Linked DNA regions of Mus musculus: region 1 is linked to region 2. Evidence: chromatin contacts called from ENCODE Hi-C or POLR2A ChIA-PET data. All regions are on one chromosome and are shown on one strand. Each heading gives the region's core, a stretch centred on a gene start or an enhancer-like site at or near the end of the contact. The rest is flanking DNA. Distances are from core to core; before and after follow the strand shown.

What was found. A loop is a pair of places that touch in the nucleus more often than their neighbours do. ChIA-PET counts read pairs that join two places held with the same protein, here RNA polymerase II (POLR2A).
Region 1: a loop to region 2 is called in a map of left cerebral cortex, with 4 times the contacts of the local background. The contact joins the promoter of Slc13a5 here to the enhancer-like site in region 2. A Hi-C loop is called at or near these places in 14 of 37 maps with a recorded cell type or tissue (Patski, adrenal gland, gastrocnemius and 2 more). POLR2A ChIA-PET finds 5 or more read pairs at or near these places in 2 of 5 experiments (both embryonic stem cell).

The regions. Positions count from the first base shown.
Region 1 is chr11:72,265,352-72,269,446 of GRCm38, reverse strand. Slc13a5 (solute carrier family 13 (sodium-dependent citrate transporter), member 5) reads left to right here and starts at 2,843. Exons shown (of 12, transcript NM_001004148.4): 1 at 2,843-2,983. The coding sequence starts at 2,882. 1700051A21Rik (RIKEN cDNA 1700051A21 gene) reads right to left here and starts at 2,603. Exons shown (of 2, transcript NR_045922.1): 1 at 1,922-2,603; 2 at 891-1,566.
Region 2 is chr11:72,223,201-72,227,517 of GRCm38, reverse strand. No RefSeq gene overlaps it. Among named protein-coding and RNA genes, the nearest start is that of Med31, 9.8 kb to the right of the region's middle. Within about 2 kb of position 1,348, at least 1 of the 3 ENCODE cell types and tissues checked has a DNase peak (open chromatin) inside an H3K27ac peak, as active enhancers do; it is left cerebral cortex, where a contact is called at or near this core.

The DNA of each region.
Region 1 (4,095 bases), core at 1,594-4,093, 40 kb before region 2:
GTGGGGTACGGGGTGCTGGAGAGATGGCTCAGTAAAGTGCTTGCTGCTCAAGCTTAAGTACCTGAGTTTTGTTCCCAGTACCCATGTAAAAGCTGTGTGGTAGTCTGCTCGTCCCTGAACCTGGTACGGACTCTTCATTGACTTGTGTTTTGCTGTTGTGACACTAGTTTCCAACATCCCTGAATGACCTTGGATAAACTGCCTTTGGAAGTTTACATTTGACTGATTTTTGGGTGAGCATTCAGGGTACTGGGTTTCAAGATGGCATCTTCATGCATGTGTGCCGTTTGTTTCTGTTTGTCCCTTCCCCTGTCGCCTTCTCTGTGCGGCGCCCCGCCCCATGGTTCCTTTCCCTTCCCAGACAGTCCTCCCTTCTACTTTTATGTCACATTATGGATCCTGTTGCTCTCTTTCCACTTCTGGTAGTGCTCCTTCTCCTCCAGCATCTTCCTGGTCTCACGACCCCTTATATGTTAATACACACACACACACACACACACACACACACACACACACACACAGTTTAAATCTGAGCTCCATGTTTGAGAGAACACTCTGTGATGGTTTTGACTAGCTTTCCCTGGCAAATTCTTTACCTTGAAGTCTCCACTCAAATGCTGCCCCCCTCTATGAAGCCTTCCTCGAACTTGGAAGATCTTTTGCCCAAGGATACCCACAGTGTGTCCCATATTATTGCAAGGGCGAATGCCACTGATGGCTGACTGTAAGCCACAGAGCTACTTTAAACACTCAGAACATTGACTTGGGGGTCTTAAAACGACTACTGGGAATCAAAGTTGATCTGATTCTATATATGAGAAGATGAATCCAGAATGGAAACATCCACCAAGGCCACACAGGGACAGAGTATGGATTCAGGCATTTAGCTGCAGCGCACACTTTATAGACTTTAAAGCACTTAAATTACAGCAGAATGGTTGACCAGCATCGTAGATCCCAGACTTTGAGTGAACGTCCTGAATGAGGCCTGGTAAAGGGTGTTAAGTGGGCACATGGTGATAAATAAAACGAAGATTAAATAAAAACTCCAAAAGGCTGGAAAGCTGGCTCCATGGTTAACAGCAGGACTCACTCTTCTTGCTGGAAGAGGACCTGGGTTCATTTCCCAGAACCCATATGGCTGTTCCCAACTGTCTATTATTTCAGTTTCAGGGACTCTGACACTCTCTTCTGACTCTGGGGTTATCAGACATGCAAATGATACACACATATATATGCATGCAAAATACTCATACACATAGAGTCTTGAAACACACACACACACACACACACACACACACACCCCAAAGCAGGAACTCTAGTTTTAATTGCCCTGGGGGAAGGGATGGGCCCAGGGCCACATAGATGCAAACAAGCAAACAAACCGAAAATAGAGAGGGCCTGAAGAAGGCAGTTGCAGACTTGAGGGCAAGGTGACAGGCAGGTCACAGGAACAGAGTCAAAAATCTTGATACAAATGTGTGTTCTGTTTTAGGGCCTTCGACATTCACAGGCTGAGAAGGTGGGGAATTCAGTAGTTCTTTCCTGGTGGTGGTGGTGGCAGGGCTAGGGGTGGAGAAGAGGGAGGAGAGGTTAGTCTCATATAATTCGTAGCAATTGCATATAACCTATTCTTTACTTCATCTCTGGATTGCTTGCAACACCTAACACACAGTGTAAGTGCCGTGCTAATAGTCGGTCTCTGTTGTATATAGTTCAGAGTACGCCGATGGTTTCCATGTTTAGAACAGAAGCAGCCATCCTAGTCGTAAACACGCTAACCATGTCAGCAACTAGATAGCATCTTGATCAGTGGTGAGAGCTGACTGTACAGGAATCTGGACTCAGCCATGTGTCAAGTAGCCTGTGGATAAGACTCCCCAGAGGAGAATGAGAGGCAGGCAGAAGAGAAAGAACTCACCGAAGTGTCAATAATGTCATTGCACCCTCTTGTGTTGGTGTCCCAAACAGGACTTAGCACAGCAGGTACTACACACAGGTCTGTTAAGGGGAGGATTAATGAATGAACGAATGCCTCGATGATGGTTGGCAGGATTATGCCCCCTCTTTTCTAAGGCCCCGTCTCCCACCATAAAATGGTACTAGCGAGGTGGTTGGTAAGTGGGCGGCAGCAACTACCCGCGCCTGGGCAAAGACGGCCGGCCTGCGCAAGCGCGTTCGCTGGAGGGTAAAAGTCGTTCGGTCTGCGAGGACAGTGACCGCCTTCCTTAGCGGTCCCTCTAGAGCGCCTACGGTGCGCTGGGTAGGAGACGGCACGAGGAGGGAAATGGGTTCTATGTCTAGAGTCGGGCTAACGCTAGGAGGAAGCCAGCGGATCTTGGAGGTGAGAAGACCGCGGTGGCGCAGGGCTCGGCCATCGCCTCTAGGAGACGCCCCTCCGGGATAGGGATGAGAAGGAGAACGCTTTGGAGAGAGAAGCCTGAGAATCCTACAGGCTGGTGTTTTTCATCTGGGACATTCCGGAGTCCAGGAGAGAGCAGGTGAGAGTACACAAAGGGTCCTCACGCTTAAGCTGGCAGAATGACCGGCACACCCTGCATGGTACTGAGGACCAGAGCAGCGCCAACGGGCTGGCAAGTGGTGAGGTGCCAGGGTCCAGTCCTCTCCATAGAGGGCTGGTGCCAAGCACTGAAATCTGCAAACGCCTCACTCTGCCGCGGGGTGGCAGAGTCCTGGGACAGACACTCCCCACAGACCCCGAGGGGTGGCTCCGCCCCAGGACCGCAGGGAGGCCTGGCAATGGGGGGCGGAGTTGTAGCCGCCCCCAATCCGGTGGGACCGCGCGTCCCCCTTTTAAGCTCGTGAAGCTTCTAGCTGCCTCGCAATCTTTTCTCCCTCCAGTCAGTCTCCCTTTCACGCGATGGATTCGGCGAAGACTTGTGTGACCAAGTTCAAGTCCTTTGCGATTTTGCTCTTCACCCCGATCCTGATGCTTCCACTCGTCATTCTGATACCTGACAAGGTCAGTTGCGTGTCTGGGCAGCCTGGCGGAATCCGGGTGCCCAGTGCAATAACGGGCACGGAACCCGGGAACGCTGAGCTGGAACGCATAGATTCCTCCGTGGGGACGAGCTCCCCTGGGACGCGTGCTCAGACGCTCCAGGCACCAGATAGGAGGTGCTCTGCAAAGAATCCGAGGGACGCACAGACCCTAAGGTGAACACGTCCTAGAGTGCACCGATTTCAGGGCGCAAGAGCCGTCCGGGCAAACACGGAAACCTGGACGTTAGAACAGATCTGAACCACACAGACCCCTCGACAGGCTTAGCCTCTGACTCAAAATCTCCTCCCAGAGTGCACAACCAACGCTAGTCCAGCTCAAAGATAATGCTCGAGCTAGTAGAGACTCTGAAGGCTGGGCTTTCTTTCCCTCTGTGCCTCTTCTCTAGGAAAGAGAGATTTCCTAGCTGTAGATGCCTTCAGGCAGGGAACTACAGGAACAGAGTGGATCATGCCTTTGCCATAATCTGGCCTTGATATTTGAAGCTCAGGTTCCCCATCTATGATCTATATTTCTTTCTAGCTCGGAAGCCAAGGAAGCCACTCTCGAGTTCAAATCCTGCTGCAGCCTGAAAGGCAGGTCGGGCACTGCCCACCGCCTGCTGAGGCAGTCAGTGTGAGGAGGCAGGACGTATTCCCAGAGCTCACGCCTTGGGTGGCATGGCTCTCGGTTGCTGGGGAAGCTGAGTCCCATTCCCTGGCCTCCTGGTGCTCCTGGGAGGAAGGGAGAGAATGAATGGCCTTGGCTGCAGAGCAGAGGAGGGCGGGAGCGCTGGCCCCGGCTCTGTCAGGCTGTGTGCAGCCAGTTTGGCGAGGCCAGGGCTCTTTGAAGCCTTATGTGGCTACCCTTTCACTCTCAGCCCAGACAGGAAACCTTGCTCGGATCCTGCTTCCCCTCCACAGGCAGGTTTGAGAAACAGTGGCTCTCTTCAGGGAAGGTTTTGAGAGGAGAGGGGTGTCCCCTGGTGGGCTTCTAGTCATTTCACATTGTGCCTTTCAGCAAGACCCTTTGCTCTCCGGGCCCCGGGTGCTTTGATGGGTACAATGGGGTGACTGGATTCTGGGAGTAAAAGG
Region 2 (4,317 bases), core at 99-2,598:
TTTTGTTTTTGAGACAGGGTTTCACTCTGTAGCCCAGGCTATCCTTGAGCTTGGAATCTCCCTGCCTCAGCCTTCCCAGGTATAGGTCTGAGCTGTCACACCTGCACAACTATATTTTTTTAAAAATAGGTACTATAATAACTAACTGATCACATTATCAAATTTCTTGTGTGGGAGTAAGGACATCTGTACATTAAAATTAATAATTACATAAAATGGCTGCCTGGAAACTCCAAGCAGCCCCACCCTGCTGAGGTCCTATATTCTGGCTGTCCATCTGGTCAACCCGTGGTCCCACCCTTGCCATACTCAGCCTACCCCGCCACTCCCCGTCTGGAGCTTCCCAGGTGAACTTGAAGCCTAACCCACAGCCCTCAGCCTGGAGTGGGTGGGGCACTGCGTCAGCAGAGCCTGCCCACCTGGTTTGGCTCCTGTGGTGGCCCTAGGGATTTGGAGAGGGTCTCTGTGAGTCACATCTGGAAAACCCAAACCAGAAAAGAAAAGGATGCGGGGTGGGGGCGTAGGGCTTCATTTAAGGAAAGGGATAAGGTGGTTTCCAGGTTCTGAGGCATCTTGCTGTTTGCAAGCACAGTGGTCTGTCAAAGCTGGCTGGCATCTGGATTCCTAGCTGGAGCATCATGGGGGTGAAGGCAGCTTACAGACTGAAGGTCAAAGAAGAGGCACCACACCCCAGGGTCACGCCTCTTGTCCTGCTCTGACTCCACATTAGGCACAGTCTGACTGCACCTGAGGCATCAGCTCTGGGTCTTCTCCTTGTCTCTGGTGCCCACCACGGAAGCTGGCAGTCAGGGAGAATTCAATAAACTGGGTGAATGAGCAGGCACAGGGACAAGGCCGTGCCGTATGTGAATGAGCGAGTCGGCAGACAATGGCCTCTTTGTTCAATGTCTTCTGAATGGACACAATTCAAGCTCAGGGGATGCTGTACCCCTTGTATCTTGTTTTCTGCCGGGAGATGTTTCACCACACAGAAGCCAGGAATAGTCAGTGAGCATGTCCAGGTCCACACAAGCCAATCTTGTTCGTTTGGTCCAGGGCTGTCCTACTGAACACAAAGAGGCTCTATGGTAGGCCCTGCTTCTGCTGCTTACAATGTCATGGAAGGGACAGGAGCTAAGAAGGAAGAAACTATGGAGCGTGCACAGATGAGCTGTCAACAGAGCTGGCAGTGGTTGGGAGGGAAAATACCAAGAGGTGGACTTTGAGGCAGAGGACTCGGTCAGGCTCCCCAGGGAGACGGGACTGGAACAGGGCCTGGAGGACAGGCTGTCTGTCTCACATAAGGACCACAGGAGGCCCATGGCAAGTGTAAGTCTATCTGAGCCTTCCTTGGCTTTTTGCCCTTGAACCCACCAGTGGCCTTGGCTCAATGCCAGTCAATCTGGCTCTGGTTGGAGTAGAGTCCAGCATCAGTCTTTGTGTCCAAACTCCTAGGACTCTGAATTCATCTTGGCCATTCATTCATTCATTCATTCATTCACACATTCATCCTGCAGACACTCATAGCATAGTAGCTGGGTGCCGGGTACCTTTTGGGGATACATAGTGAACAAGTTTAAGTCACTGCCTTCCAGTGGGCAATGTAAGACAGTCAAGCTCTGTGAGGGCTGTAGCTGCTTGCTGCAGTAACTGTTGTGGATACAGGAGTCACAGTGGTGACTGGGGAAAGTACGTACATTTTAGGAAGGATTTTGGTCGTTTTTTTCCTGAAACCAAATGCATCTTTTTGTAGTTGCTCACCCTTTGATTCTGGCTCTACACTTGAAGTCCTTCTTGAAGCGGAACAAAGCACCAATCTGGTCTTCCAGTTGTAGGATTAACTGTCGGTGCTCTCTGATGACCTCCAATGCTTCTCCTGAGGGTACTGTGGAGGGCTAGGTGTCTGTTCCATGTGCAGCAACAGCTGGTGTTTAAGAAGACCAAGCCAGAGCAGCCTGGACCCATGTCTGGATTCTGACATTGCTTCTTCCTGGCCAGGAATGCTGAGTAAGGCAACTCAACCTCTTGACCCCTAATGTCCTTGACCTACCCCATTCAGACCCTAGAAAGGTCTGGGTGCTTTCAGTAGTACCTGGGGTAGAGTGAGTCCCAGTGCTCAATAGCCAAACTTCTGAGGGTGTCAAAATGTCCCCCCAGAACGAGGCCGATCGAGAGTCCTTTGGGTCCACATGAGCAAATCTAGTGATGCTTTGACTTTACAAGATGACCACAGCTGTGGCCCGAGTTTCCATCATAGGACCTCATCTGACAAGAAGATACATGAAGCATTTCAAAGGGGGCTAGAAAAATCTATAGCATTAAGAACGGATTCAACGGGAGTGGTGAGTGGCTGTAATGCTATGGCCACAAGTGTCAACAGTGTCTTATTCTGAAGGCCAGCAGGCTGTGAGGCACTCCCTCTTGGTTTCAGTTGCTCTGAAGTGCAACCTTTGCTGCTGTACGAGGAATGACTGCCCTCTGCTGTCCGCTGTCTGTATGGCACCAAGTAAGCTGACATTGAACTCCAAGCCAGTTCTCAGCCGGGGAGACCCCTGAGGGTCCCTTTTCTGCACTATTTGTCAGTGACTCTCAGTAGAAATGTATTCTACTTCTGTGGCTCTACACAAACACTTCACAAGACAGTTCAAAATTTTCACTGAGAACTCTGTGGTGTATTTTTTCTATTTTACCTCATGAACAAGAAGATGCTAGTTTTGACCCACTAATTTGGCATTTCACTTTTATGCTTATTGGAACTTGAAAACATAGACTCAGTCTACCAGTGAGTCCTGAATGGGCTTCCTAACCTTGGTGTGTGCCAGGCCAATCCAGGCCTTTCGCCACACCCAAGGCCAGCTACACAAGCAACTGGATTATCAGTCCTTTAATTCAATGGGTTTAAACCTTTGACAGGCCCACTCTGGACTGCATAAAATATTGGTGAAGTCACAACACTGAAATAAAAAATGAACTATCACAATGATACAAACCCGTGTTGCTATTCTTTCTAAGCTCGCCTTATATTTCATGCCTCAGCTGGGGAACTAGGGATTCTGTTAACACAGTGGGGAGCTGGGCCACCTGTAGGTGACTTCATTTATCTGCAGAACTGCCCAAATGTCTCAAAGGGGAGAGAGGTGTGAGCAGCTCTTACAAAATGCTATGCTGGGTCACTCTTAGGATTTTGTAGAGAGCCCCAACTCTAGAACCTTCCCAGGGCACAGACTGCATAGACCCCGTGTAGACCCACTGAAAGGTCCCACCCATCGTCCTTTTCCGAGGTCTTGATTTGATGGGTGATAAAAGATGGAACTGATTCACACTGGAACTTACTACTTTCGATTTTTGTTTTGTATTTTGAAGCCAATGAGCTTTTCCAGGTCTTGAATATTTTTGTAGGTTCTTGGCAAATTCTTGACAGGATTCCAACCTGTCTTAAATAATGGATAAAGCAGCCTTGGGGTTAGGAAGCCCATAACCTAGGAGCATACATTTTTAGGAGCTTTAAGGCTCTTTCTCCTGGTCCTTTTACAGCACAATGTGAACAGGCCACTGGGTTTCCACTGCCAACTCTGCTGATGAATGGGGACAGTGCCCTGCAGATGACCCAAGCTGCTGTGTACCTGGCAAGGGATTTTAGCTGTTTCCTCGCAGAACAAAGGGGTTAGAGTAGCTTGGTGATTTTTGGAGTATTGTATTTTAGCGCCAGGACCCTTGTGTAAATGAAATCGTATGAAGCACAGAGCTGAGCTGGGGTGAACAGATTTTTCAGTCTAACAGATATGCAGATGAATTTGTGAGGGAATTCAGGGGAGTTCCACCAAGGATCTGCAAAAATGCACAGAAGGCATTTCTCCAGATGGCAGGTGTCTGGTATTCTTGGACCCATGGAATTTTTGGACCCTCGAACGGATCTCAGCTCTCAAGAATGCTTGAATCCTTGAACAGATTGGTGGCCAGGCATGATGGCCATTTGCCATATAAGGAACTCAGGGATTAATGCCATAATCTAAGTAGTCAGGAGGCAGAGGCAGGCTAAGCAGGCTGGTCTACACAGTGAGACCTCTATCTCAAAAAGAGGAGGGGGGGGAGACCGAGAGGGAACATAGTGGTTTTCATACCTCTTTGACAGTAACACACATTTGTTCTGAAACACAAGTTTCCTTAATATATGTCCTTACACTGTAAAAAGATTATCCATACATGGTCACGGGCAGGGATGTTGTATAAATACAAACCACAGACTTCTTTTTGGGGACCAATTACCTTACCAATAAAACACACGAGCAATTTTCTGACGGATTTTAACGGGACTAC